2 separate regions of the Homo sapiens genome follow, and region 1 is linked to region 2. Evidence: chromatin loops called from intact Hi-C (ENCODE). Cell type or tissue: Calu3. All regions are shown on one strand. Each heading gives the region's core, and the rest is flanking DNA. Links, peaks and the distances in the headings are about the cores only. Region 1 overlaps PTPRK (protein tyrosine phosphatase receptor type K). Region 2 overlaps PTPRK (protein tyrosine phosphatase receptor type K).

Region 1 (16,211 bases), core at 5,345-13,344, 250 kb before region 2:
GAAATCAAACAGCAAGTTATCTCCACAGGGTGAAGTGGCTGAGTCAATTTAATTAATGAGGATGATGACAATTTCAGAATCACTGCTAATAGCCAATGTTGTTTTTGTTTGTTGTTGTTGTTTTTTGAGACAGAGTCTCGCTTTGTCGCCCAGGCTGGAGTGCAGTAATGCAGTCTCTGCTCGCTGCAACCTCAACCTCCTGGGTTCAAGCAATTCTCTTTCCTTAGCATCCTGATTAACCAGGATTACAGGTGCGTGCCACCAAGCCAGCTGATTTTTGTATTTTTAGTAGAAATAGAGTTTTGCCATGTTGGCCAGGCTGGTCTCAACCTCCTGACCTCAGGTGATCCACCTGCCTTGGCCTCCCAAAGTGCTGGGATTACAGGCATGAGCCCTCAAGCCTGATTGTAAATGCTGTTTTAATATTAAATAGATTACTTCATAAACAGACACACCACTCTCTGGGATTTTTCTTAAAGTTTAAAACCATATAAGCATATAATATTTACATTCACCAAGAATTGAATGGGAACTTACATGCTATAATGTTTCCATATCGGTTTTTTGCTCTATTTTGATCTTTTTTAGCTACATCCCAAGATGCTGACTGTCCTTCAAAAAAGCTCTGGGAAAACAAAACGAATAAGCAGACTGAATTTAATTCCTTTTTAAAAATCAGGTTTATCTGTTCTGAAGCCCCAAATAGTAAAAACCACTTTCTCAGAGAGGAAAGCAGTCCTACAGTAGTAAACAAGTTTCATTCTCAGACCTCAAAGCCGCTTTGTTGGATTCATACTTGTTCATCTTAAATTGGATTCAGGTCAAATTAAAGACAAAAAAATAACTTTAGAGAAAAAAAATGGACCTTGAAAGTATTTTAAAATTAAGATCACTATAATGAGAAGTAGAAGTAGCAAAGTATCATTCTTTTCAAAACGTATTGAATGATAATGCATCAAAACTGCAAAAAAGCTTTTAATGAGTATCTTTCAAGTGTGCATCATTTAGCATTTATAACAGTAGAAAGAAAACCTGCTTCCCTCCATAATTATTCATTAAATTGTGTGCAATACATCGCATCTGAGTTTCTTTGAAGATCATGAAAAAGAGTGAGTCTTCACAACAAGGGACCATATAAAAATTAAAATAGAGTCCCCTTCTTCAAGAATCTGGGAACAGAAGAATTTGTTGACTAGTTTAATTACTATATGCAGCAATTTAAAACGGGTGTAAATTTCATTTTGCAAAAGAACTTAAACTTTGCTCAACACAGGAAACGGGGTCTTCAAAGAGCCCAGTGGTCTTTGAAGCAAGGTACACAGGAGTACACATGAAATGAACAAAAAGAACCAGCTCTGGCAGAATAGTCTAATTCCTTGTACTTATTTTGTTACCACGGCAGTGTTTCTGGCATATATCTAAAATCAACTTTCAAAATTCAGAGATAATTAACACTCCTAATTTAAGGTATACAGGTAATCCATAGATAAAATATGGAGTTTAAAAGATTCTTCATGAAATTGGATGTATTTTGGATGGCCTTTTCAAAGCAAAATATTACTTGGATTCTTTCACTTTAAATGTGTGCATACTGTGATGTGTTCATGGGTAGTGGACTGGCTTCCTTCCATGCCCCAGATTGGTATTTCTCAGTAAGTGAAGGGTGGCAAAGGAACTATTTTCCTTTTGCTATATTATGTTTGTTGGAATGTTTGGTTTTAAATCATTGCCTTTGTGAGATAAGTCCTGGTATTTTGGTTTGAGTAGGAAGGGGAAATAAGGTTGGAAGAAGAATTTCCCACTGCCTTCTTTTGGCTTCTCAGTGTTGTTTACTAGATTTGCAGTGCTCTATTTTTTTTCTCAGCCACCCTCAACCAATAATCCATAAAATTAAACTGAGAGTGGCAAGTAGTATATTTAGAGCACAAAGCTTCATCTGATTTCTCAACCATAAGGTCAACAAAAAAAGGGGCAGAGAAGTACCTGCTACTTGATTCATTCAAATGATAGAATCTGCAATGGAACAATGGGACCCAAAGTGTATTGCTACTTGATTTTTGCATGGGGAGATACGCAAAGTGTTTTTTTTTAATACCATAGTAAAATAAATTACGGAATCCAACATTAAAGATTCTTGTAATAAATTTAGACTCATATATCTCTGGGAAGTGCTTTTTTCCCCATTCCCTTCCCATTCCCAGGTACACACACTTGGTTGTACACTCATAAACACTAGATTAGAGAGCCTATAGAACAATCCCCTCCTTGTTGTGTTAAAGAGAGGGAAAAAAATGCTAAATTCCACTGAGTATCATAGTTAAAAATCAAATTCAATACAGTATCAAAACTTATTCACCTCATATTCCTCTTTGAACCCATAGCTGTCTGATGTCTTCATGAGATTAATGTGCTGCAGTAAATCAGCTACCCTGATGGCTGGATGCAGCTGTCCTGTCTGGTAAGGGGATTCCGTCCCCTCACAGAGGTAGCGAGGTACGTCTAGAAGGCGACTGGACTCTGCTGTAGCACTGTGGTTCTCATCTGGCATTTTTCAGATTTCAGAAGATTAAAAAAGAGACAAAGTTATCTTGTTTAATATATGTATCTATGCAATGAAGATTTTAAGACCTTAAGATCTTTCTGATAACAAGAGGAATTCTGGGAAAGAAATATCATACAGTATAGGCCTAGACAGTATCCCCAAAGACAAAACTCAAGGTTTCAGGTGAGAGTATATTATGTGTATATCAGCAAGACAACAGACACTGTGAGATGCAGGGAGACATCTGATAGACCTTTTAAAAGCTTAAGCGGGAAATTTTGCTGAGTTGTTTTTCTTGCATCTGTAGTCATAGCAGTATAGAGTGGGACCAGAGGACCCAGCTGTCAAGTGGAGGTGTTTTCATGGTCTATTAAGTCGACCAAACTCCTTCCCAACCATATCCCAACCTCCCTCAGAGATACCCGATCTAGGTGACCCATCCCCAAAGGGCTGCTCTTCTTGTTCTCGTGGCCCTATTCTCTGGGGCTTTTTACCACAACACACTCTGCACTGGGAAACATGGGCATTCCACATGATCACCCCCTGATGCCACTCTGTCTGCTAGCCAGACTACACGTGCATTTATATTCAACCTCTGCCGCCTTGACTTATTACTGTTATTGTTTTTATTGCAAATGTATTTTGAGTCTCTTGGCCACGCTGCGAGAGAAATCAGGGCGCGCTTCTGGAGCAAAATGTGGGTTCCTCCCCTGGAAGTCTTTTCTGGCCCCTCCAGGTTGAGTTACAAAGCTCCTTCTTTATGTTCCCATGACCTCTTATTCATTTTTACATGTCATTTCACTTGCTCTATATTTTAATGATTTATCTACTTGGCTATTTTCCTCACTAAATTCTGAACACCCAGTACAGAGACAGAATATTTTTCTTTCTATTCCTAGTGCCTGATGCATAACAGTAACTCAATAAATATTCCAATGAATGAATTAAAAAGTCAACTGAATCCCTGACCACTCACAATTAAGCGTAAGTCCCTTCCCAATTGTGTTATTAGCTTAAAAAGAAAAGAAACTTTAAATTCTTTTTCTGTCATAAGAAGGAAGAAAAGAACAAGAACATTTTTGCCTATGAAGAATAAACAGTACTTTAATGACCGAAGTACTAAACATTACAACGAGAAGCATGCTCATATTTATCACATTTAAACTTACCACTTAAAAAAAAAAACAAATGTTTTAAGGGGTGTTACTTTGAAAAGCATTATACCGTCATACTCATTAACAGAAGAGAAAATACACTCTTAGGGGAACTTTTTTTTTAATGATAATGCATACTGTAGAGAATGATATTTAATTAACAGATAAACATATTTCAAGTGCTAGTACATTTGCCTGTTCTATCACCAACTCTACAAATAGGATATAGCAAAAAATGAATTGTTGTCCCCATGATAAACATTTTTTCTTCCTGGAGAAGGGAAAAAAAAAAGAACCCTACAATCAGATTTGTGTGCCTCTGTAATTTAGCTTGATTGCATTTATCTTTACTCCCTCTTATTAAGCTGAATGCTCTTTTTGTAGCATTCATTCCTAAAAATACACTGAATCAAAAAATCCCTGATAGATTCTGTTGTGACCTAACCACTCAAGTGAATTCATGTCTTTTACTCAGATTTTGCCCACCCCTCTACACAAAAACATTGGCTAACAAACATGATTCATGAGAGTTTCCTGTTCTCACTATGCGACCAAAGTCAATGGATCTACTTCTATTAAAATATTACAATCAACAGACCGACATAAAGAATAAATACATCTCCCCAGAAAAATTAAATTCAGAAGCAATTGATTTGGGCACTGCCACAGAATATACAGTTAAGGATGAGAAGTAAAGAGAACAGATAACGTCAGAGAGGCAAAATGCAATCACTCAAGCTGGAAGAAGGTAGCCAGGGCTCAGTGGAGCAGCCCCAGAGCTCACTTTTACCTGCTGGAGTAGCAGAATATTTACAATTGAAAAAGGCTCAGTGAGAAACACAGAATTCACCCATATTCCAAATCTTACAGATGATTGTGTCCCAATATAAAATAGACAGTGCCTTTTGTTTTGCATTAAGCTTTAATACAGTAGTACAATGAGCAGTAAGGTCTTTAAAATAATCACATATGCATTATTAATCTCAATACATTTCCACCTCATTAAACCACCTAATAATGTGACTAGTAGTGAGGGTACACGTACTAATCATTATCCTTATTATACATTTAAGAATAATAACTTGAAATATATCCTTGATTGAAAGGTTTTCTAGAGTTCTTTGCAATACACTTACCTGTTATAGGAACTTAAACCCAATGAAGCAGTAAAACACAAAAACCAAAAATACGAATCAGTATGAAAAGTTTCTAAGCCCTTTTAAATCAGTAAGTATTAGCATTAAGCAATATTTGAAGTGATTTCAGAAACTGCATTATAAATACAAAAATGATTGGATGCAAAACTCTAAAGACCACAATCCTAAGAATGATGAAAAATACAACAAATCATTTCTACATCTAATATGATTAATGAGATATTTAGCTTTTAAAGAATGCCAATATATTTTTAAAACCAGCTTGACTTTCAAAATTAAATAAAATGTGTAATGAATGTTTATATAACTAGACTTTATGACTCTATTGTGTTAAATCTAGCTTTCCTTAAACATGAATATCCTTTTTCACAGGGAAAATTACTATGATAATTATTACAGTTTATAAAACTCATACACATCATCTAATTTTCTCTTTATAATAAAACCCCATGAAAAAGGTATGGTAGGAATTATTATACTGTTTTATAGATGGGAAAACAAAGATGTAAGGTATTTTTATGAGTTCATATTGTAAATCCACAGGAGGACCGAGACTTGGACTTTACATATGTGTAGAAAATTATTGTAAGGAAACTTTTAACATTTAGGCAACTAATTTTTTTCCAATTAGTTCTCAATATTTTAATTGAAATTTATTTATTAACTTTATACTGACAGCATTCTACAGTGCTTAGCAGAAGATGACATTTTCAGAGGCATCTGATGTATCCTTAATGATCCCCAGTGATCATGATTTATGGCTCCTCCCTGTGTGATAAGACCACTCCCTGGGGCAAATCCCCAGTTCACTTCCTAACCATTATTGGTGGACATCAAAGGGAGAGTGCAAGTAGAGATGAAGAACATTGACTTTTCAGATTATTTTAGAATATATATCCTTTATAGTAATTATAAAATTATAATTTTAAATATTTATTTTAGTAAATAAGAGGTATATTTTACATAACTGAGTTAGTTGTGTTGTTCCAAAATATTTTAAAAATGCAATTGAACATTGATTGTATGTATAACAAAAATACAAGCATAAAATATAAGTTAAAGTTTTTTGTTCACAAGAAATGTTAAATATAAATAACAAACATGACATTTGGGAATTTACAAGATATATTTATTTGATAGTTTCCATATTTCTTTGGTTAAAGCTTAACTAGAAACGCTGGTAAAATTGATATGGAACCTGTAAACATACAGGCAAGCTGATTACTAATCATTGGTGTATAATTAGTCAAGGAACAGGGTACAAAGTGAAATGAAAAATGAAACCCATTCCATTCTTAAATATATAGGTAGGTTTAAAAATTAATATAATTTTACATCTGTAAAAGCGTTAATTGTCATTAGTAATAGCATTGTCTTAGATGTTATACAGTGGTAACCCAAGTAGCTTGTTCTAAATTTCTTGAAAGATAACATTACTTATCAGGTAAGGTTCATGTAGAATGTCAAACCCCACATCAAGATTTTAGCAACTTTACCTACATTAAAACATTCTTAATAAAGACAAAAGCTAGAGCAAATGCACATAATCCTAATATTTACTTGTAAATTTGTTCTTTCGTGGTTATAAATTGGGAGGATTTAGAAACATCCCTTTCCATTAGGTAGACTTTTACATATAAACTAGTTATTCAGGCAACATTGCACCCTGAGATGTATGCATTTGGCTTCATTCTACTAATTTTGACACATTAATATTAGTCAGACATTAAGGGCCATGTACTTTTGCTCCAAATCTAACAACCAAGAATTGAAGAATACATTAAATAGCATGCCTTGCTAATTTGAAATCCACTAGATCTGATATTGGGTTGAACACAGTTGCTCTCTTTGATAATACCATGGCTGTCTATTTTCAAAATCAAGCTGCCTCCTGCACTGTAAATAATCTCTATGTGGGCAAACCCATGCAAGGAGGTGTGATCCATGCAATGAAAAGATGATAAAGATTTAGGGCCTCACCTAACACAGCAGTCGGTACAAGTGGATCATTGGGCACTGCAGGAAAACAAAGCTCATGAAGGAATATATTGCTCTAAAATTGTTTTTTAAAATCTTTTTTCTTTAAAATAGATTTATGCTTTCTTAAGAAATATAATTATTAAACTTTCTCAGATTACTGTATTCTGCAAATGTAAAATTTTCTCTCTCAGCTTGGGTTATATCTAAACATCAAGAGAGGTGTATCTATAATTATGGTTCAGAACTCTGTTTAATTTAAAAAGCCAGAAGATTAAACTTGACATTAAAAAATTAAAGAAAAAAAAACCCATGTATTTTAGATCTATCAAGTGTAAGGTATTTAAAGAAATAATTATCTCATATTCATTCCAAATAATTTTTTTCAGTTATCTGTGGGAAATAGATTTAATCCTTTCTCTAAGTTCATAAGTGGATATTTATAGTTACACTGCTGAATTCAAACTTTCAAATAAGGCCCTAAGGTAGGCAATAGATAGACAAGTTTGGGAGGCATGAATGCTTTCAAAACCTTAATTGATTAAATATTAAATTAAGTAGTTAAAGAGATGATACATCTTTATTTTCCGCAAAACTTACTTTCAACAGTAATAGTATTTTACATTTTTCTCTATCATTTATCTATAGTGAAATAAAAATAAAATAGATCTGAAAGGCCCTGTCATGATTATAACTAAATTCCAAAATGACTCATGTATAGCATCCTTAACTACTAATTTGGTATACATATATACATAGAAAATGATGGGCTTCATTTTAGATCCAATAGTTACTGAAAAATTTCTCCAAGCTGAACAATTCAGAAAAAAACTTCCCTCTTTACATACAAGCATACAACCTACAAATACTTTGTTTTCAATCTTACTATTACATATGTTCATAGTTTGTACAGGAGATAATACTTATATTGTTTCTTTGCTTATACCCATGTTTTCCAAACCGGGGTGAGCATATCTCTGCGATCTGAGCCAAATGCCATAAGGCCCAAGTTATACAAGGCCAGTATACTCAAGAGATATACCTGATTTGCCTGCCTCAAGCATCAGTTTTACTTGAGGATTTGAAGAAACAAAGTTAGGCAATTTCACTTAAATTTAATTAACTTAAACAGATGCACTATAGAACAGAATATAACATTCATATGAAATTTGAAAATAAACAGTAATATTGATTCTGGGGTAATTATTAAAATCATCTGCTTTTAAATGGTACTTCAGCGGAAATATTTTAAAAGCCTTGCCTTCATAGACCAACATTAGGAATTTTCAAGACAGATGGATGGATGAATTTCACTATGCCTTGCAAAACCCCCAATTCAAGTATACTTTTGGACTTCACACCAGATACTTAAGAGCATGTAGACTAATGTTTCCCTGAGTTAACTTTTTAGTATTGCAATTTTCCAGGAGTCTACAATATACTACTTTAATGCAATGATTTTACCTATGTCAATAATTCCCAAAAAGAATTACTGTTTCCTCTTATCGCAAAAGAGACTTTCATCTTACACAAAGGAAGATGCAAATGGAAAAAGAATTATAAATTCTGACATGAACTAACTTTTTGTAGGCAATCGTGTATTTCCACTTAAAGCAATGACACGTGCTATGGACTGAGTGGTATATGTTTGGAATATCCCTTGTGATACAGTAATAAAATTCATAGAGTTTGAAGTTAAACTAAATCCAGTATCAATCTTGATGAGAATCCTTCTTGTAAATTCCATAATATTCTCCATCTCTTTCTCTTCTTTCTAGCTGCTTCTCCCCTCACTTTCCTACTCTCTCTCATTACTCAAAAGGTATCGTGTAGAATTCAAAGTGAAATGAGTTGTAACATCATTTATTAAAATTTTAATGAAAAACTTACATCTTGGACTAAAGTTATGTTGGTCCATGAAGGTGATGGAAAGAGGATCTTCTGCATGCAGAGTGCTCTGATCAGCATAACTTCGATCCATTGCATTCACCATGTGAGTCATCTCCTGCCGGGTATTCCCCATGGCATCTTTGCGTTTTTTAGCAAGTTTGCTGCCAAGGCAAATACAAAAGGGCATCCTTAGTGTTTGAGGCTTGCAGGAGAGTTAACACCAGCAATAAATAGTCCAGGTGAGCCCGAGGATAATGTTACAAACATGGTTTAGAAACCCCAAGCACTGGTCACAATTTCAGGAATTAAGTTTGACATTCAAACAATTATATTTGCTCCTTGCTATAAAAGTATTTTGTCAGATGCATATTTCAATATTCAAGCTGTCAATCCAAATCTCTCATCATTTCCTGTTCTCTTAAATATCATAAAATATAATTATATTTATTAAAAGCAAAATAAATACCTCCTTACTAGAGTAATTCAATAAATATTCAAGCTAAAGCCAAGTTTTGATACTCCTGGGTAATTAATTCTTTTGATCAACTTTTAGTTCCTTTTAGAAATAACATGACTAACTTTTCAAGTCTGTTTTACTGTAGCCACCAAATTAAAACAGACATTTACCAGATGAGTGAAGTGCCATATTGCTAAGATAAGGTACAGGTTTAACTTTAGTAAATAAATTATGTTTTTGGCTCTAGACTAAAGCTACTTATGGAAATTATAACTAAATTAAAAGTAGCTGGACATACAGAAATACAATATCCCTTTTTAAAAAGATTGGCAAAATAGGTGATAGATAAAGTTTATAGTTTTAGAGTCTGAAAAAACTTTTTTTTTGAAATGTCACCAAAATTGCAAGCATTCTGTTTTGTTTTTGAAAAGGGATACTGCATCCTTAACACACGTAAAGTTGTACATCACCCATTTTCTACTTACAGGTAGTAGGAGTAAGAATAGTAGCTCCTCCTGGCAAGCAAATCACAGACAGTGGAAAAAGAGAAGCAATGGTGAATGAAAAGCGTGACTCTGTCACATTCAATAAAGCAGAAAAATGTGCGTTAAAAAATAAAATAAAATAAAATAAAATTCATGTTTTTTTTGCTTTGCATTTCAATTTGCTCATGCATTGTTAGTTTTTTTTGCCATGCAATTAAACAGACAGATATGCAATATAAAAATAAAATTTAAAATACATAATTTGGAAAAAATAACATGCTGGTATTTCTTATTGCCAAAATATTGAAAAATTAAATGGATTGTGTATTTTCAACATGCAGTTAAGCATAATATCATCCATTATCTAAATATGACAGATGGAACAGCTGTGCATAGAACTTGTGTACTATATAGATTATTTTTCTTTAGATACAAAACATAAAGATCTATTATGTTAATATATCATATATACAGAATAACACCTAAATTTCTACAAACAAGTTATTATATCTTAATGGTACATAGGTATATACATATGTTATGTGAATATACATATATACCATATACTATATATACACAGATACTTCTACAGTAGATGCATGTGAACATGATATCATACACAAACATTTACTGTATTGAAACATAATTTCAAATTTATGTTTGAGTTATTAATGTGTTCATGCTGTGCATGTAAAATATAATACACAACCAATGAAAAAATGGCATACATTTGGAAATAATTGAATAGCGATTAAATTAAAAAATGACATTGCGTTTTGAAAGATGCAATATCCCTTTTCTTAGCCTAAAAACTTACTTTATACATATCCTTAGCTGTAAAACTTTACTCAATTGAATTATACACCATTCTTTTGCAAAACAACCAAAAAGACATGGAACTGTTTTCCGCATAAGAAATATATCTACATGTATTCATCCCAGTGAGGGATAAAATCAAACTTAACAATTTCCCACTAAAATGTAGATAAGAGGCTAAAGTAATTTCCTTTTCCATTATTTTTATTATAAATTTATATATTAAAAGGGAAACATTTTATATTAATAGTTTTAAGCTATACTTGATGATAATATCCAATGCAATGCTGCTATATCTATACTTTTTTATATGTATGATAAACATACTTGTGATTAAAGCATACATGGTACATGTGTGACACGCTACATATGAGTAAAAGTCATTACAAAATTGCTTTGGTAAGTAAGAAATTCAAGTAATGTAGATATAAATACTATATATTAGAAGGTAACATATCTAAATAATGAAACCTGGTCTATCTTTAAAAGTGCAGCTTTTCCTGGGTATAAAGGTGATGGTGAGGAACAGAAGCAAAAGCCCTAGCATACTTTCTATCAAAAGACAATCAAAGCATAATTATGAAAGCTCAAATGTTAAATATTTTAATAGAGAGGCTCATTAACTTAACCATTTAATATATGAACCAGAAAATCAAGTTGTCATATTACACAATTTTAGAGAGCTGTCAGAGCATTTTACCTTCCCCCAAAATCTTGCTTAGTGATGGTTTTAGCATACTTTAGGAGGTTAATTTTTCAATTTTTTCATTATTGCTAAATCAGAGGCCTGGATAGGGAGAGTTATCAAGACAAATGAATGTTTTCAAATAAATAACAAATAAAACTGAATAGTTTAGCCCAATTCTAGCTGAATGAGGATATAATCAGAAGCCACTTTCATGTTTACATCCAATCTGAAGTGACCAGAACATTGTGAAGCAATGTTTAGTTAACTTTACTCTCTAAATTGTTTACTTAAGTCTCCAAATACAAATTTAAACTAAACAGAGACATAAGGTCTGAAGGTTACATTTGGTGATTTTTATTGATCTTTACTGGCAAATTTTTATTGCTAAAATACTTAAAACTTTTGCCTCACATATGATGTATTTTCCAACCACAGAGGGAGACAACAGCAAGAGAAAGCACTATTTGGGGAAAGCACGTATGTAGCTAATTTAACACAAAACACTATAATGCATACCTAATGTTTCTAATGCAGATGTGTCTTCTCCAACATATATATCTCCAGGGGATAATCGTAAAGAGGCAATATATTAAAATAAACTCTGATGGAATCATTAAAACATGTAGTATGAGTCTTATCTATAATGTTAATGCTTTATTTCAAGTATAAAATAACTATAATAGTAAACTAGATAATTTAATGTAATATAAGCAACATCACTTATTATATTTTTCAATAGAATTCACTGATCACAACCACTTCTATACACCAAACTATTTTAGGACTGTACTTTTGCTTATAAATATTTTTTTTAAAAGTCCTTCCAAATTGTAGCATTAACCCAAATACATGATGGGAAGGATTAGAGTGCTATATTAGTTTCCAAGACAATGCCTTACAGATTTATGGCATTTTATATAATGTACAATAGCTCATATTATAAAAACTGTGTACTTTGAAATGCTTTTCATCAGGAATATACTTTGGTCTCCAGAGCAAAGCTCAGTTTAAATTCCAGTAGGTCTCAGTATCTTCAAGTAACGTCAGAAGATGGTGATATTAGTTGATATAGTATAAAAAGTTAATGTTCAATTAAAACAATTTACTCTCTATTTTAAAAGGCTAAAATTTTTAGTCAATGAATATTTAATGTACAATTTTACTAAATAATGTTTATATTCTTCTCATATCTTATTTGTAGCCAAGAAGTAGAAAAATACAGAAAAAGAGCACAAAATAATTCCTAGACCACAGCCCAAGTATCACAATAAATCCATATTTTGCCATTGTTAATAATAACACTTCAAATATAAGATAAATGATCTCAAGTACCTTTGCATTTGAGACATTTAAATTCGGATATTAATTTCTAGGTCAACTTAACAAAAAGCATATGTTTATATCCAAAATTAAACTGCAAATAACCAAATAAGAATTTATTAGAAAGCATGTCCAATAGACTCAGGTGCTGACAACATTGTTAAAATTAAAATTTTCTTCCTGTTGTTTGTTCTAATTTAAAGGATCTTGAGAAAAACAGGTTTTTAAAACCAGTGACATAAATGGTAAGTGAGTGGGACAGGACAATATTAGGCCTTACCTCTTTTTTACAATTAATATGACAACTAGGAGAAGGAGGATGAACACCAAAATTCCAGCACTAATTCCTGCTATTTTCACCACTCTGTCTGTCTGCTTGGCGGGATCTGGGATCACTTCTGGTTCTTCTGTTGCTGCTGCTAAATGGATAAAAAAAAAAATCAGTTACTGAAAGAAGCTAATAATCACAGAAAAAAATTATTCCCAGTAATTACCTCCAAGAAACACAACTTGTTTATTGTATATTAATAAAAATAATCCCACAATGTAAATACAGAAGCATGCTAAAATACAATACGAGATTTAGGGTTGAGGTAAGGAAATCTTTCTGACAAGAGGTTTTGTTAACACAAAAAATAAAACAAACCTCCACAATAAATATCAAAGAGAATGATGAACTAGTTTTCCCCAAGTGTCCTTGAAAGTCCGAACATAAGGTTGTCTAGCAACTAGTACATTGGAAAGAGATGGGGTCAGATTTAGAGGTTTATCAGTCAATTCAGCAAATGCTTCTTGACTCAAATGCCAGGTGGTATGCTTGGTGCTTTAAGGCAGTATTAATGGTACTTGTCTGGGACAGAAGGGGTTAGGTTAAATAAATGCCTAATATAACTGTTAGAAGCATGTGTTTATGATTTAATATATATAATTTGAGATGAATAGTTGAGTTGGCACAAGAGAAGAATAGGCAAAGAAAAACAGACACACCAAGGAATATTTCAAATTCTTTTATTAAATAAAACCCAGATAATAAAGTTGGGAAACAACTTTGAGAAGATGATTATTTTTAAAAACTTCTTTGTATGCCCTAACTTCCTTTCTTTCTCAAAACCATCTGACTACTCATCATACACACAATCAATTAAAATTACCAACTTTAACCCTTTTACAAGCCCCAGTAACTCTCTGAGGACATTTTCCTTTTACCTCATTTACCTTGAAAATTGACAAGGAAAGTATTATTATCTACACTTTATCGATAAAGGAACTGAGGCTTACAAAGATAAGGATAGTTTATAAATTGCTCAAGAGCAAAGAAAAAATCTACTATATCTTCTGTCTTTTAACACAAAATTTCTCAATGTCTCCAGATCCATGGCTCCTACTGCTAAAAATTGGTGTAACAAGAGTCCAGGTGATTCTCAGGATTAGACACATTTGGGAAATTGCCTTGAAGCACCCAACACAGCACCTTGCACTTGGAGTCAAGAGATGGTGTCCACATGAACAGATACGCAAAGAAATCTCTAAACCTAACCTCATGCCTTTCCAGTGGACAATCTGTTAATCAGCTCTTAAAAATCAACCATTTGTCTACATTCTGATCCTTTCTTCTTTACCTTCTCCTCTTGGCTTCTCTATCCCCCTCCCCGCAACCCATAGTTCTATACATCCAAGTATCTGCTCCACTTTTCCCAACAGCCACAGATTCTGCCAAAAGGAGACTGTTGAGGTTAACTATTAATTTCTCAAAGTAAGAAATCTGAAAGAATAAATATATCTAATGTAAATATCATTATATAAAATGGTAATTTAAAGCTAAACTGGTGAGAAAGACATAGCTCAAATAAAAGCGTCAGAACAGTTAACTTTGTAAAACAATTCACTATAACTGTCTTAATTTATCTTATTTCAATTGCATAAAAACTTCTCCATAGACTAGATTCACTAACTATTATTCTCAAGCAGAAAAAGCAAGGCTTTGGCTGGTGTATTTTGGGAAACTAAGGGAGATTCCCTTTCTGACTTGACACTTTCCATATATTCCGGCTGTAGGGAATTTCTAACCTCATAATTATGAACAGAGATACCTTAAGGCTTTCAAATTATTTTATGGTTGAATTTACCAAAACATGTAGTAAATATGTTAGAGATCTTTTCCTTTCCAGGGCGACGTTAGAAATATATACATATATCTATATCTCTATATATGTAGATATTGAAAACAGGTGGAATATATTACAAAGTTGAATGAAAAAACCTAAAAGGAACATAGTCATTGCTTGTAACTCAAATTACATTGGTTTGCCACAGATACTACTTCAAATAGGAAGAGAAACAGAAGTTTGATGTAGAAATCTCTAGAAAAAAAGCTTTAGTCCATGCAACAAATCATCATTATTCACTAATCAAAGACTACTTTCTTCAGGTTCTATGAGACACTTGGCTTTCAGGGGCTAATGATAATGATCCCTTAGTGATTTTCTGACATATCTGAGTTATAGAATTAAATGTTTCTGAAAATTCTCTGGAAGAGCAGTTCTTGCTTAATGAGGTCAGTATTTTTCATAACAGTTTAATTAAATAAAATACATGCTATTATGGTATAATTTTCTAAATATATTTTATTATGAGTCGCATATGCTACATTTTACAAAAATCTTCAGAGCTGCTAATCCCTACCAGAAGCAGATAATGTATATGGGTACAAATATAATATATATAATGTATGTAGGTGCAAATATAAACTATCATCATGAAGTAAGAACAGCAGCTTTAATACTATTACCTAGGTTTAGTAATAAAATAACAGAACTGACATGAGGGTGATGGGTAAAACAATTTCAAACTCAGGGGATGAAGACATTTTTAAGATCTTACAAGTAATATAGATAGGTTAATGAATTCATGTAAACATATTTCCAGAAATAAAAAGCCAAATCTGAAAGTAATTTTTTTAACATAGATAGAAACTAAAACGCTTGCAGGTATACCAAGAGTACAAAGCATTGAGACTTTCATAATCTATTATGCAAATCAGAGATAATAAAGTCATAATCTATATGTCTTTGTTAAAAACTAGACTTCAATTCACATTTACCAAGTGGTTAATAAAGAAAAAAAAGCCCATTAAGTTATTTATTTGAGTTGGGTAAGGCTGCCTGTCTGTCAAGACAATTCTTGTGCCAAGAGTTGTTCACTAATCTTCAACATAATTATTAAACTTAAGTATAGAAGTCTAATCAAATTCTCCAAATACATGTGATTTGGTGGTTGTTTTCCTTGACTGTGAATTCTCCTCAAAGTCTTTAGCTGTGGCATTTATTACTATCATTACTATTACTACTATGAACAGTAGTTTTTACTAAATATGTCTGTATATATTTATTAGTTTGGATATTTTAATCACATGTATTTTTTTAAGTACTTGGCTTGCTATAACCGAGGAACATAAATATCCTATTTAAAATCATTCAAGCTTAGAAGATTCATTAAAGGAAATACAAGCAGTAGCCCCTAAGTCAGCATTTTCCATTTTCTTCAAAGAGAGCAAAAAGCTATTATAGTGGTGGTGCCCCTGAGTTCTGTTTATAATTTCTGCACATACACAAAGACAATGTGGAGCACCTTTTTCAGAAATGCTTTCCTTGGCCATAAATCTTTACCATTTTTTTTATCTGCCAAAGAGCATATAAGGAATCCCCAGTGTTCAGAAGCCAAGAGAA
Region 2 (16,211 bases), core at 4,249-12,248:
TGTTTAAAGTAAGAATAGAATATAATCAAATTGGTCTAATAGAAACATATTTGGCTATAAAGTGAAAGATGATATGGAGAGAAAAAATAAGTCAATATGCTAGAAGTAGTGGGAATGGTGAGATGAGAAGAAAAAGGAAAGATAAAAATAATACTAAGGAAGCAGAGAAGGTAGAACTTACTGACTCAGTTGTGAAATATAGGACAACTCAATGATTTCTGGCTTAGACTACTAGGTGAATGATGCTGTCAGGATTCCTTCTCAGGACTAGTGATACAGAAAAGGAAACAAATTGAGGGAGAAAATAATGAAGTATGTTTTGAACATTTCAAATTTGATTTGCCTATGATAACACACAGTGGAAAATGCTTAAGTAATAACTAGATAGATAGATTTGGAAGAGAAGATTATCAGGGTAAAATAAAGGTATAAATTTCGAAGTTATCTGACGAAGGATATCAGATAACTCCATGGAAGGGAATAAGCGACTAATTTGAAAGTTAAAGTGATTGGTGAGTAAGATGGCATAAGAAGATAAATAAGAGAAGAAAACTACTGGAAATGAAAGTCAAGACTGAAAAGGCCACCAGCGGATATAAAGCCAACATCGAATGGTTAAGAAAGAAAGGGTGGTGGTACCAGGAGGTTTCAAGCAGGTCAACACTCCTAATAAAAGGATTAGGAAAGGCCAGGCATATTACAATAACAATAATTTAAAGATTTCAGATACGTGTGTAAACAGTGGCATCTAGATGCACACACATTTTAGAAGGTGAGAGCGTCTCTGATGTTATCTAATAATCTCCAGCCATTTTATTCTTTCCCATGGGAGTATCTGCCAATTCTGAGATCAGGCTATGGTTCTAGCTTAGTACAGACTGAAAACCTCTAGTAGGAGGAGGTGAAAACCTCTAGCAGGAGGAGGTGAAAACTGTGAAAGCTTGGTGCAGTTCTGCAGAAATAGAACAACAACTTGAAAATTTGGGAGGCTGAGTTTTCCAAAAAGACCTAGGTAAAGGCAAATAATATCTAACATAAGAAAGAGGTCAAGAGAAACTGAAACTAATAAGCATCACTTGGGGTTAGCTCTTAGGTATTTGGTAAACTCTGCCAGGACATTTTTACTCTGGTGGAGGAGGAGAAGTTTGATTGACTGGGCTGATAATAAGTTACATTTGTCAAGCACTTACTATATAAAGTAGACTGTCCCAAGCTACAGTCACACACATACACACACATAAATTGATTTAATCCTCATTACAATCACACGAGGTAGGTATTATTTTCATGTTCATTTTAAAGAAAAGTAATTGAACCAAGGCACAAAAGCTAACAAGTGGTGAAGCCGGGAATGGCCTGAGTCATCCTGCCTCTAGGTTGCTTTTGAAAACTTTACTACATTGCTTCTCAAGAAAAAGAAGACACAGAGTATTTCATTTAAGTAGACTTTAGAGTTTAAATTTCCTTTAAAAGTCTAAAATGTTAAGTAAATTTTAAATTTAAAAAATGAATTTCATTTTAACTAGCACACTGACTAGACATTATATTGACAAGATGGCAGCATGGTTCCATTAAACCCTTTCCATTCTCACACTACAACCACCTCAAAGTCAATAACAATGAGATAAGGTAAGCCGCTGGAATGGATGGCTCATCTCCCTTCCATCTGTCCCAATCATAAACTACCTGCATTACTTCTTTTCTACTCCAAGTTTACCCTTTGTGACAATTGATTTTACTGGAATAAGCTGAAAGTGAGATGGAGGATGGGGTCTTTGTGGTAAGCAGAATGCTTCATGATGGAAGGGTGGCCATCTATGAACACAGGAGGGTGTGCAATATGTGTGTGCATATGATTTACATTTCACATAAATGTATTTGGTGGGAACATAATTCCCATGTCATTTTGTAAATACTGGAACAAGGGCTTAGCAAGAAATAGAAAATAGTATTAAAAACTTTAAATAATGTATAACTTGAGACAACTCTGGTACAGACCACTTTCTCAGGGGTGAAAAAAACCCTGTATTATACTCCAAGCCCTCTTGTTTACAAATTCTTGAGGATTCACATAAATTTGAGATTTGAAACTTTTAGAGCTAAGTCTTAACCCCATAATATGAATATAATACAGCTTTCAAAAAAAGTTTTCTAAGGATTAAATAGCAGCATATAGAAAGGTGCTATCTAAACTAAAAGGTGTGATTGTCAACAGTGTAATACCTGAAGTCTGTATAAATGTATCCTAGGAAAATAAGTTTTATTTGCTTGTTTGTGGTTTAAGGAAAGAGAAGTTACAGAAAAAAAGTTTTTAAAAATCATTTTTTTGAAAACAATGACATTCTAATGAATAAATACACATCATTGTTGGTTATTTCAGTTTTGTTGTCAGTATTCATTAAATTATTTTAATTTCTAGGTCTATCTTAGCTTCACTTTCTTGAGTTGTTTAACTTCTTGTACTTTAAACAAGATTACTACACCCCTGAGAAAAAGTTTCATATGTGTTCATTTAAATTGAGCTTTACTCAGGACAATAAATTGAGGCCTTGATTTAAAAGGAGGCAAAATAATTGGTTCTTTATTTAAAAAAAAAAAAAGTTCCTCTTTTTAGTGACCTCATTTTCCCTGCTAAATGTTGTCTTTGCCTCATTAACGAGAGCTAGAAGAAATTTCTAAGATCAGATTCCTTTACTGCTAAAGATCTAATCAGCTTTATCACTTCAACAGAGCCCTCACCTTGTAGGGCTCTTCTGTCCTGTCAGGGAAAACAAATCTCAATAGCTTAATTACGCAAAGCGTGCTTGGGCTAATGCTCAGGTCAGATCTAATGCTTGATGTCAAGCAGTCAACCAGGCTTCCCAGAAGAAGAGAGCAATGAAAGCCATACCAGATGTCAACTTTAAACCTTCCAGGAGGCCAGCCTGGGAGCAGAATGAACAGGCTCTGCTTTCTAAGCCATTTTTACTCCACTCCATTACCTGAAACACTGAAGGTGATGATTCTAATCAAATTTTTGCTACTCCAGCAACAGTCCTGGATTATTAACTAAATAAGTGAAATAAAGTTGAATTAAACTTGGGGGAGATGGGAAACCCTAGAGAACAAGGACAACTTTTTCCTCTAGCAAACTGAATGAATCCACAGGAAGTGTCTCCTATAATGGAAAGCTGAACTGGGTGTTTGGAAGCCTGGGATCTACTATCACGTGTAACCCAAGCAAGTTATTAATATTTAACTCGGGTCTCTGTAGTCTCATCTTGACAATACTGCCTTTCCGTACATCACGGGTTTCTTGTGAAGACTGAATGGTATATGTGAAATGATTAATTAATATATGCAATATGTAATACAAGATATTACAGATACTAGAAAAATCTGAAAAAAATTTCCCCTTAATATTCTTTCAATATATCATAGTGTTAAGAGCCCAGGCTCCAAAGTCAGATATATATTTAACTCATATTCTTTTTCTTTTTTTTAATGAGACAGATTCTTGGTCTGTCACACAGGCTGGAGTGCAGTGGCATGATCTGGGCTCACCCTAACCTCTGCCTCCCAGGTTCAAACAATTCTCGTGCTTCAGCCTCCCCAGTAGTTGGAATTATAGGCACATGCCACCACGCCTGGCTAATTTTTGTATTTTTGTAGAGACGGGGTTTTAACATGTTGGCTAGGCTGGTCTCGAACTCCTAGCCTCAAGTGATCTGCCTGCCTCAGCCTCCCAAACTGCTGGGATTACAGGCATGAGCCACCACACCTGGCCTAGTTCGTACCCTTTAACTGTAACTTTAACTTATGTAAAATGAAAACTTCAATTTCTTCTTCTATAAAGGAAAGTTTATAGGGAAGATTAAATGAGATAATGCACATAAAACATTTAGCACATCTCCTGCCACACAGTAAGCATGCTATGTTAAGTGGCACCACTTTTATGAGCAGAAAATAGCCATAAAAGACACATGTACTAAAATTATATTTCTTCCATTCCCTTCTCCCTCCACTAAAAACCTAACCCCCCAATCCCAGTTTGGAAAAACATGAATAAACTAGTATTTTATTCCTATAAACCTCCTTAAATTCATGTTTTTTATTTTAATATTTAAACATTAAATTTTGCTAACGTTCAGAATAAATCACACATCTGCCTTCAAAGAACAAATGTGCCCAAATCAAAACCTATTTCTAAATATTTATGCCCAAATTTCAGTAACGAATAAAATAGGCATCTGTAACACACACAAAGATAGAATGACACTGCAGATCCAACCCTATGAGTACCAGTAAAGCACATGTATCTTTATCTGTTATGACAAGGTGTGACCTCCAATTTAGGAACTGTAGTTAACTTTGTGTCCTTAAAGCTCAAATACTGTCTATCACAAAGTAGACATTCAACAAATGATAACAAGACTATATACATCTGTGTGTATATACACATTACATATATGTGCATATATATAAAACATCATCACATAAAATTGAATTCTACCATGTGAACCTTAAACATTGTAGTTCCACAAGATGTGTCCTCAATCTTTCACTCTCTTTGCCCTATACTTTCAACTCTGATAAGATTGAGGAAGATGAGGCTACAATGAGGACAGAGGGAAATGAAAAAAATATATTTAAGTATATAGAACTACAAAAGGAAAATGGAAGTACATGGCATCACAAAAGCTTATTAATAAAAGAGTATCTAAAGGAGAAGAGATGTCAGGAACCCAATACTGGCCAAATACTACATAAAATGGTTATTGGAAATGCCCCTTATTTGTGCCATTGAGATCAGAAGTGCCCAAAGAAAGAGCGGTCTGTATGAAGAATGGAAGTGGAAACTATATTGGACAATGAAGAACACAGTGAAAGCACAGAGACACCAAGGTTAAGAATGCTTTATAGGAAGTTTGTCTGAATGGATAAAGAAAAATTTGACTAAGGATAGAAAAAGATATGGGATCAAGGAAAGGTTCAACTTTCAAAAAATTTTTCTTATTACTTTTAAGGTAAGAAACACTTAAACTTGTTTAGATATTGAGGATAATTCAATTTGGTAGCGAGTATTTGTGTATACACATGAAAGAAGTGATAACTGTTAGTGTGAAACAGGATAAAATCCAAATCACAGGCTGTAAGACAGGCTCTCTCTGCCTTTTTTTATAGTAAGAGGAAATGAGAAGATGCATAAAAATGTAATTTCTAGGACTGGTAGCCAAAGAAGTTTCCATTATATGACTACAATTTTCTCAGCTATAAGTAATAGGCTAGTGAAAAGAAGGAGTGGTTGAAGTCTGGAGAAAATTGAAAGGAGTTGAAATACAGAGTAGAAGAACAAAGATAACTGAACAGAAAAATATAGTAGTAGAATTTCCAGTTATATTTGGACCCAATTGAAATTGATAACCCTGAATTTCTAGTGATCAAAATCTATCATGTGGTGTGATTTAAAAAAAAAAAAAAACAGTATTTTTTTTTTAATTTAAGCCCAGAAAAAGTGGATAGAATAAAAGTCAGTAAAGAGTTTATGGAAACAGCAATTGTATAACAAAAGTTATCACAATGAAATCAAATTTTGATTTCATTTGATGATAAGCAAGTTGATGAACTAGCTAAAGACAGATGGTTTGATGGATTGGAGCTCTCCATGAAGTTACTGGATGATCTAAGCAAAATGAGTATAGTAGAAGAAGATAGGTTTATACTTGGGAAGTATGATACATATGCATAAAGTTAGAACAGTTGTGAGATATTACAACATCCATGTAACCAGAGTAGTAAACAGAGGTGTGACCTTTGGAAGTGGTGAGGTGAAAAAACTATCCAGGCGCTTTCCACACATATACTGATGTCGTCAGGAAGACGATGAGCCTTGAAAGTGGAGAGAGCAACTCTAAATTATGCTGGTACCCAAGTTCATCATGAGTAGAACAAAATGATTTCAGGTCCAGTGGAAGGTAATAATAAGGATGATGACGTGGTTGAAAGAAAAAAAAACTCGAAGGTGCAAAGACATTTCCCACATGATATGGTTTGGCTGCGCCCCCACCCAAATCTCATCTTGCATTGTAGCTCCTGTAATTCCCACATGTTGTGGGAGGGACCCAGTGAGAGGTAACTGAATCATGAAGGCAGTTTCCCCCATCCTGTTCTCATGGTAGTGAATAAGTCTCACGAGATCTGATGGTTTTCAGGAGATTTGAGGTTTCCGTTTTCGCTTGATTCTCATTCTCTCTTGCCAAGGCACATAAGAAGTGCCTTTCACCTTCCACCATGATTATGAGGCCTTTAGCTACATGTAACTGTGAATCTATCAAACCTATTTTTCTTCCCAGTCTCATGTATGTCTTTATCAGCAGCGTGAAAATGAACTAATACACCACCCATTGACCTAAGTTACTTGGGAATTAATATCTTCTCTTTTAGAGAATATTTGGGAAAAAGTGTCTGTAGGCTATAGCCATGAACATATGATGATTATAATTACATAATTAACTCTAAGTAAACATTTGATGTTTATTTCCTCTAGTAAAATATAAACTCACTGAGGGCAATGGATTGTCATGTTCCTCACAACATCATTGAACCACATGAATCCTGTTGACAGTCAGGGCTCAAAGAGTCCCAATATGTCACAGAAAACAACAATGCAGTATCAGTGGATTAACTGTTTTACCTAAAAGGGAAATATGAGAATAGACATTTAGCTCATTTTTGCTGAACTCACAAAATTGTGTTGAAATAATACAATGACACTTGTTTGAGAAAGTTCTAGATAATTTTCCCAAGCTATATTAGAAATCATGAAAACATAAACCTCCCCTGAACAGCTAAATAATGCTATAAGGCATAAATTTCTGCTGATAGGCCCCAGAAGATTTTCTACAGAGTAAGTCCAGTATCTACATGAAAACTTAAAATTCTAGAATCTAGTTACTTTTCAAATGTGCATATTCTATTTTCATCCATACATAAAGATGAAGACACACATAACTGACAGGTGATACCAAAAGTGCAATGTACAACTAGCAGTTACTGTCACTCACTGTAGCTCCTCTCATAGACACTGGCAATTTGGAATTATGGTTTCTCAACTAAGAATCAGCAGCAAATATTAGAGAAAAGGAGCTTCTCTTCGTCAGACCCCTGCAAGACAGGCTGGTTTGCCTATTGACTCATGTAATAGTCCACTTCTAAGAGTCTAAAGTGTGAAAAGGCCTTTAGTCAAGGCCTTGAGACTCTGAAACTGATGAATTCTTATTAACCTTTTCCTATTTGTTGTTTACTTGTTTACTTAGTTCCTGAAGGAGATATATACCTGCAATCACAAAAAGATACATAGATAAAATATCTAAACAAGGGAAATATTTGTATACTCTTTGCTTTAGAGTTGCTAAAGTCAATTATTTGACTATTTGTAAACTCTTTGATTTTCGAGTTTCTTGAGAAAGTAATGAGGGGGTTCTAATTATATGCCAACTAAATATGGAAGGCAATTAAGACATATAATCAAGCCCAAATCGATTCTTCATCTAACCCCTAAGTAATTTCAGATTTTAGCTATCCTTAGCACTTCCATGACTCATAGATGCATAATTTTCCTTAAGATGTCCTGAGATTAAAAATGGCTGGTTCCTTAGAAAGACTAGTATTATCAAGACTTCGCATCAGGATTTTACTATCTACAGGGAGTAACTAGGGCTCCAGAGATTCTAAATACCAACATTCTCTTACCTGAATACACACAGGCCTTTTGCATAGTTACAGCATCTGCCACTCAGCAGGAGCTACAGTATAGGTTTAAATATTCTTTCACTTTCATATATCTACGCACACATACATATATACACGTGCCCACATAATTCTATGTATCCATATATCACTGTAATTAATATTACAGTGACAAGTTAATTTTAGAATGTTAATACTATTTATAATGTTACCAGGTATTCTTTAATAAAACATCAATTTATCCAATTACAAGGGCTTTGATTACAAAAATATCCTGAGGTTTAGCATTACCAATTGCCTGCATGATGAGAAGGACTACCACATTATCTAACAGGGATGACATCAGGTATAACCAGAGTGCAGTTGCATGAAAAGCAGCTAGAGCATCCACCAACTGCAGGCCTTTCAAGAATGATACTGTGTTTTGCCTAATAAACAACAGAACATCAGTCAAAGCACATGGCAGTGTCCAGGTAACTGTAAAAAGTCAGGACCACAGATCAGAAGGAGAAAATAAAACCTAACAGACTTCATACAAAAGTAGCCTGTATGAAAGAAAAGCCCAAAGACGGAGATTTTCACAAGTTCCATACTGAAATGAATATGCAAGCATACTACATTCCTATGTTTCAAATTAGCCCAGGGAGTTGGCTATCCCTAATGTAATCACTAAAAGTATCTAGAAAATCTAAATAAATGAATGAACAATAATCATTTCAGAGTGTATGCTAGTATGTTGAAGTTATAATAATAGTCCACTAGTTATTTAAATTAATTCTGCATTCCTGAAATCTTGCACTTGTAAACGATTATCAATGGTGTTTTTAATTAGAATAGATGTTGACGCAGGTTTATATGTATCAAAAACACATGACTTCTTAGTCTTAAAGTGACTAAGACATACTTCTCATTTCTGAAAACAAACCCAAAACCTGAACTGAGAATGAATAACTTTAACAAAATAAACCCACAAAAAGTTCTTGTGTTCTCTGCATATTCTCTATATCATTAAAATGGCTCTGGGGGTAGAAGGGATTATATACTTGCTTTCTCAAGAAGGTTTTGACATAGACCCTCAAGGTAAGACAGAGACACACACAAGCACACCCACTCAACACAGTGCACACCACAGTTCCCAGCAGCAGAGCCCCAACTCTGAGCCACAGACCTCAACTCAGGTCCCAGTTCCGACCTCATGAGGCCATTGTAAAGATTAAAAGATATTATACACAAATTAGGAGGTTTCTCATAAATGTTAGCCCCTTTCCTGACCTTTGCCATCGCAGATACACCTTTTAGCTCTTCTGTGCTACAAAAACAGTACCACAAACTCACTACCTTGCTCATTCCTAATGTCTGACACCCCTATCACTAAAGCCCCTTTCCATAATTCCTTTTACAGTTCAATTCAGGGCCTAAGTGTGGTGAAGCTGCCTGAGACTAGAGACCACAGTATAAGGTATGCCAAACCCCTGCTCTCTTCTGAGGCTTCCCAATTCCAATATAGGCAGACAGACAGGCAGAGCATAATAATACATCCCAAATGCCTTAAATATGAAACTCAGAAATAAAATTGAAATAGGACCCACTATTCATGGCTCAGTCTAATTTATGTGAGAATATGAGTTTAGCAAAAAGAGAGGAAAAACCAAAAAGGCAATTAAAAGAGGAAAATAAAAGTTTACTGAAATAATCCAAGATCTAAAAATGCCCTTAAACACATTTTTCATCCTATGGATCTGTCCTTAGATACATAAGCAAGCAACCTACACCATAAAAGATTTGGTATAAAACTGAAAGTGGGGAAGCAAAGAGTAGCAGAAAATTCATCAGCAAAATGTCATTTCTGTATCTTTACTATCATAGCTCCACCATCTGGGTTATATTTTATAGTTAGTTGTCTGGTACAAAAATAAAAGATGACTGGTGAAGGTTTCTACTTCTATCAACATGACACTGAATTACAGTACTATTTCTCCTCACTTCTAGAGATGTGCCATTTGTCTTCCTACAATCCACAAGCAGAACCTTTTAAATTTCAGCACCAACAGTCCAATCTTACACATAGCAGAAGTAGATCACTTCACCTGCACAACTATATTTGAAAAATAATGCTTTCAAACTAACACAGTAAGTCTGTTCTTAACAAATTTAAACAACTCTCAATAGCTTTAATTTATGCTTATGAAACTCAAGAAAATTAAAATCAGTAGTTCAGCCTACATGTACCATCATACTAAATATCTATTAACAGATGAAATCTGATGACAGTATGCACTTACAAAGAAAAGCAACCTTTAAGTAAACCAGATGATTAATTTTGAGTGAAGAGATAAGATAAATGGATGAGCCTACATACAGACAAAGTTCAGCCAGATGCTAAACTTGAGTTTTCACATCACAAATTCAGATATATTAATAAGTAATTGTTTTGTTTAAACCTCTTGTAAAAAGAGAATTCTCTACTTACATAATATTGATTTAAGAATTAAGTAATTTCAAAAGTATTGTGAACTTTCCCTACTGAAAAAATTAGTTATGGTTGGAGGGGAGAGGAGAAAGGTTTTGACATAAAGTTTGTAAGAGTAACTAGTTTGTGTACTCTTAGTTGAATTTAGGGATAGAACGCCTGTGAACTTTTATTTTCTGTTTTATTTTACAAGACAAATAGTCAAGAACAGTGATATCATTAGCTATATAACGTTTAAATAGCACAAATATAATTACATATTATTATATAATTTATGATGTTAGTGCTTTTAGCTAGTAAAAGCCCAGCTGAAATTGAAAAATATTTACGAAGAGATGTAACAAACAATACGTTTGACAGTCAGGTTCAACAGGAGAAAATAATAGGGAACTTTAGAAGATATCCCAGAACGACTAAAAATAATGGGTGCAAACACACAAATATGCATATCTATATTTGTCTTGACTTTTTTCTTAAAACATATATTTAAAATGAAGACATTAAAAGTATATGGTTCACTTGATTCTTTGCAGAAGATGAACTCAAATTTTTGACGATATGCTTAAGAAAATATTCATGTGTCATAAATCAGCAAAAGATGAAGTCTGTAAGACTTTAAGAATCTTGCTAAAAATTTTAAGGCAAAATATTTTTATCTAGAATACTCAGAGATTATTCAGAAGTTAGTCAAAAAAAAAAGAAGGAAACGACATCCTTTTCATATCACAAACTTTTTGAAGAATACCTATGACCTCTCTGGGTGTCCGACAATCAGTAAAAATGGGTTGAAGCAGAGAAATTAAGAAATACTAGGGAGAAATAAATCCTTGGAACTTTTTGTACAATTATAAAGGCTTGAAACTCTACTTTTAAAATGGGCCTGATTCATAGACCAATGTTGTTACCCATATAAAACAAAATAAGTGGAATAAAATCAGGGTTTTGTTTTGTTTTTCTTGAGCCAGAGTCTTGCTCTATCGCCCAGGCTGGAGTACAGTGACGCGATCTCAGCTCACCACAACCTCCGCCTCCTGGGTTCAAGTGATTCTCCTGCCTCAGCCTCCTGAGTAGCTGGGACTACAGGCGCCCGCCACCATGCCCAGCCAATTTTTGTATTTTTAGTAGAGACGGGGTTTCACCATGTTGGCCAGGATGGGCTCGATCTCCTGACCTCATGATCCACCCACCTCGGCCTCCCAAAGTGCTGGGATAACAGGCGTGAGCCACCATGCCGGGCCCTAAATCAGGTTTTAAGGATAGATGGAGAGAGATAAACTCATCTTCATTGAGAACACAATATGGGAGATGGTGAAAAAGACGAGGGAAAGCATTAATTTTATTGGCAGTATCTAGTCATAAGTGAGGGAAAGCACTAGACATTATAATGACCAAGTGCCTCCTTTAATAAAGAGTGTATAGAATAGAAACTAACATAAAGTGATTTAGGAGGACTGAAAGAGCCACTCAAATGATTTTAGATGTTGTCTATGAAAACAGAAGGCCTTTGCCAAAGACATCAGGAGATATTTAACCTGTTTAACCTTTGCACTGACTCCACATATCGGCATTAAAGTATGAACAAATTATCAAGATGCTGAAGGCTGAAAAATACTGGTAAGACAGATCAGGTCAAAAGTTATCAAAACATGGTCCTGGCAACAAAAGCATCAACAACACCTGGAAACTTCTTGGAAACTCTGTGGGTGGGACCCACCGATCCATGGTTTCAGAGCTCCTGCAGGTGATACTGATGCAGGCTAAAATGTGAGAACCATTCATCTAGGCTGATCTCCAAGCTGAGCTAAAAGTTACATGACAGTTTCAATCCTATAGGTTTTCTTCCTTCAGAACTTTTTCCTTTTCAAGAAAAAAACTGTAAGTAGATTCATAGGTTTTCTTTATCAGATAGCCAGCTAAAACAAAAATATAAGCCTGTATAAAATACCAATTTTTAAAAATTTGAACAATTAGCCATGTATTTATTCAACAAGAAGAAATTTATGGAGTGTCTAATATTTGCTGGACTAATATCTGACAGAAAGAAATACCTAATTTTTGGTCCCTGTCCTCAAGAGAGTCACAATGTGGCAGAAGAGATAAGCATGGTAGGAAATAACTATAGCACAGTTATATGTGATAAAGCAGAGTTAGAACGCTATGAGAGTTCAGGGGAGAGAGAAAATTACTCCACCTGGGAAAACAGCAAGACTTCAGAGAAAGCGACCTTTGAAACATCCTTCATTAACCCAGCACTTAGTGAGCACACACTATTCTAGCCGCTAGGGATACGAAGATGGATAAAAGGCAGAGCCACACCTTTTAGAAGGTAAACCTCTATGACATATGTAGAGCAATAATGTAAAACAAGAGAAAGAGTAGGCAAACTATGTTCTTCATTTTTTTTTTTTTTTGAGATGGAGTCTCGTTCTGTTGCCAGGTTGGAGTGCAGTGGCGATCTTGGCTCACTGCAACCTCCAACTCCCGGGTTCAAGCACTTCTGCCTCAGCCTCCCGAGTAACTGGGATTACAGTTGCATGCCACCACACCTGGCTAATTTTTGTATTTTTAGTAGAGACGGGGTTTCACCGTGTTGGTCAGGATGGTCTCGATCTCCTGACCTCGTGATCCGCCCGCCTCAGCCTCCCAAAGTGCTGGGATTACAGGCGTAAGCAACCATGCCCGGCTGTAGGCAAACTATTTTCTATCTGGGAAAGCGGACAATGATTCAAAAAAAAGATGATTCCAAGCAGTTTTAAAACACTGCAAAAAAAGAGGGCGTTACAGACCAAATAAGGTGTATTTGCAAAAGACTGACAAGAGGAAATATAATGAGCTATTGGCACAAGCAATTTTGTAGAACATCTAGTTAGGAAGAATAGAACAGAAGAGATTAAAACCTGGGAGATGGAGTGGCTCATGCCTGTAATCCCAGAACTTTGGGAGGCCGAGGCAGGAGGATCACATGAGGTCGGGAGTTCGAGACCAGACTGACCAACAAGGAGAAACCCCGTCTCTACTAAAAATACAAAATTAGCCAGGCATGGTGGCACATGCCTGTAATCCCAGCTACTCGGGAGGCTGAGGCAGGAGAATTGCTTGAACATGGGAGGCGGAGATTGTGGTGAGCCCAGATCACGCCATTGCACTCCAGCCTGGGAGACAGAGAGAAACTCCATCCAAAAAAAAAAAAAAGACACCTGGGAGATAGGAAGCTGGGACCTTATCTTGCATGGACTTCTACACCACAAAAAGGAGTCTGCCTTTTTTCATTTTATTTTATTTTATTTTTGAAGGTGTTGTAATGCCTTTAAAGGGTTCTACATGAGGGATAATGTGATTTGCACCTTAAAAAGGTCAGTGTGGTAGCAACAACCAGATTCAAGAACTGGAATCTCATCAGAAAGACCTAAACATGTAATAGTATGCCTAAATATGCTTGGATATTAGTCAACCAATCAAGAAATATTTATTGCATACCTACGTGTACAATAATGTGGAAAGATTTAGATTTTAGTGCTATATTAACATACATATTTATGGAGAGATCAAACACATTATATATTCAGGAAAACAAATTTGTGTATGTAATTTTTTAATCCAAAATGCAATAACAAGTGTTTAAAATAAATAAGTCTCAGAAAGGCTTCACTTAAATTTAATTTCAGACTTAAAATAATGTCATAAACATTGTCTTCACTCTAAGATTTATAAGATAAGTGAAATGATGTAATAAAATGCCAACTTTTCACCCCTTTCAATTTAAGCTAAATTCAGTTTTCAAAGATAGGTGTGATGGAAATTCATTTTTAATTTTCTCTATACTGCGTGTCACCAAAAAAACCAACATGATATACTCAACTAATCTAGTTCAAAGTTCCAGTTCTCAAAAATATGAAGGTTCTCTGATTTGTAAATAGACCTAAACTTTATTGTCATGGCTCATAATAAATCCTGGGAGAAAGAAAAATGGCCAGAATATATTTTATTCAGAAATCAATTAGGACCACTGAGAATTATTTAAATGTGATAATTTGAGGGGATACACACAGGGAGGAAAGTGTCTGAGAATAAAATCATTTTCTTTATACATAAACTAAATTTTATTCTCTTTAAGAAATAAGGCCTTTAAGAAAATCACCATTCTGCTTGTCCCTATATTCTTCTATAAGAAAATAGTGATTATGTGAAATTCCTTAAAATTTCTATAATAAAGACCAAAATATAATGTTAAATCAAGCAAGTGTTACAACATCCATTTGACTATGTTAAAAAGATCAAAATATGTTACATAAAACTGATATCACAGAGTAATCATGCATGGTTTAACTGGCTAATATCTCTCCCTTACCTCTTCCTGAAGTGCTCATGCTAACACTAGAGATAACTGACCAGAAAAATCCAAGGCACTGGGAAAATGAAATAAAGGAAACAAATACTGAATAAAAATGTTAGTTTCGCTATGTACTTTTTTCATTGTATATGTACTTTTTCATTAGATAATTATTTCTCGAGCACCTGATATGTACAAGAGATGAAAAACATAAAACAAAGTTGATGTCTTCATGGAAAACAGGCTAGTATGGAAGAAAGACACTAAACAAGCATATGGAACAGTGACCAAAGTGCTAAGGCAAGGAGGCAAAGGAGTTAACGAACAGAAGGGTAGAGACGGGGTAATTAGGTCAGCCTCTGAGAAGGCAAAATATGAGTAGAGACCAGAATGGGAAGATGGAGGTAATGCCATTCCAGGCGGAGGGAATGACAGGCACAAAGACTTTGAGATACGAATGATCTTGGAGCATTCCACGATCAGAAAGCTGAATGAGGGAGGCAGAGAGCAGAAGACAATTTAACGTGGAGCTAGCCAATAACTGGATTTGGATTTTATTGACTCCATTGAGAAGCCAGTGGAGGATATGGGGTAGAATTCCTAAGTTCCTGATATCTGACATGTGTTTTTAAAAGATCAGTCTGCTGTGAGGAGAAGAGCCTCAGAGAGGTAATAAGGGAAGCTGGGAGAAGTGTGGGGAGGTCCATGTTTGAGGAGGGAGACAGGGAAAGCATGGATTTTTAGCAGTGCTTCCCAAATGCTTTTATATTATGAAAAACAAACAGGAGATGACAACAACTGTGTGGCACCTTGAAGTAAAAAGACAACTGTCATAGTTCCAGGCTCCACCCTATAGGCTAGGTTATCACACTACAAATTTTTCAACACCTGCAATACCACTGTCAGGGAACACCAGTATGCCACAGCTCAAAACCACTAAACTAAGAGTGAGAAATTGTCAGATTGGGACAGGTTGCTTAAAAATAGAATATGAAGAGGAAAGCTTTTCACAATAACCTAATTAAGGAAACCAAAACATTATGTATTATGATTCCACTGAATATCAAGTTTAATATGCACATGCACACACACATATATAATGTACATATATGCACATACATACATGCATATGTATGTGCCACCTGTCAAAATATTAGGAGTCATCTCTAGAAAGCAGAAGGTGAGATTATGGATTACTTTCATTTTCTGTGTATTTCTTCAATGATTTCGTTACTTACAGTAAGTTTGCACTGGTTAAGTAACACGAATAGAGAGAGGCAAAAAATTTCAAGTATGTTTTAGAAGTATAATTCAGTGTGTGTTCAATTTTCATTCTTTTATGTGAAAATCATAAATCCCTAGGAAAGGGCCATAAAAATTCTAAGTATACTACCTTTCTAGCAGTTGAAGATATAACTTAAAACATTCTTTCCTTTTCATTTAAAGAAAGTTAAAAGGAAACTAAAAAAATGTGACTTCCTTCTGTAACATAAGAACCCTTCCACACAACTGCTTTCATTTTCCAGTCCATAACATATGTAAAGCAAACGTACAACATGGACGTAATTTCATAGGAAAGGCCTTAAACTATATAGACCCAATTAACAGTAGTCATCTTGGGGGAGAAATTGAATGAAATGGGTGAAATGAGTTTCACTTTTCATTTTACTGATGTCTGTATTT

What was found. A loop is a pair of places that touch in the nucleus more often than their neighbours do. Peaks named below come from ENCODE experiments on the same cell type or tissue, not always from the same donor. Only the 100,000 strongest peaks of a DNase experiment are listed, where the experiment ranks them.
Region 1: a loop joins it to region 2, with 3.0 times the contacts of the local background. A loop is called at or near these places in 1 of 110 quality-filtered maps.

Annotation. Positions count from the first base shown.
Region 1 is chr6:127,996,364-128,012,574 of GRCh38, forward strand. PTPRK (protein tyrosine phosphatase receptor type K) reads right to left here. Exons shown (of 30, transcript NM_002844.4): 14 at 12,767-12,905; 15 at 8,721-8,881; 16 at 2,357-2,541; 17 at 538-625. Among named protein-coding and RNA genes, the nearest start is that of PTPRK-AS1, 23 kb to the right of the region's middle. In Calu3, for the core only: no CTCF peak of the experiment used is centred there; a DNase peak (open chromatin) is centred at 8,858.
Region 2 is chr6:128,243,853-128,260,063 of GRCh38, forward strand. The region is part of intron 3 of PTPRK (protein tyrosine phosphatase receptor type K); the gene reads right to left. Among named protein-coding and RNA genes, the nearest start is that of PTPRK-AS1, 220 kb to the left of the region's middle. In Calu3, for the core only: no CTCF peak of the experiment used is centred there; no DNase peak of the experiment used is centred there.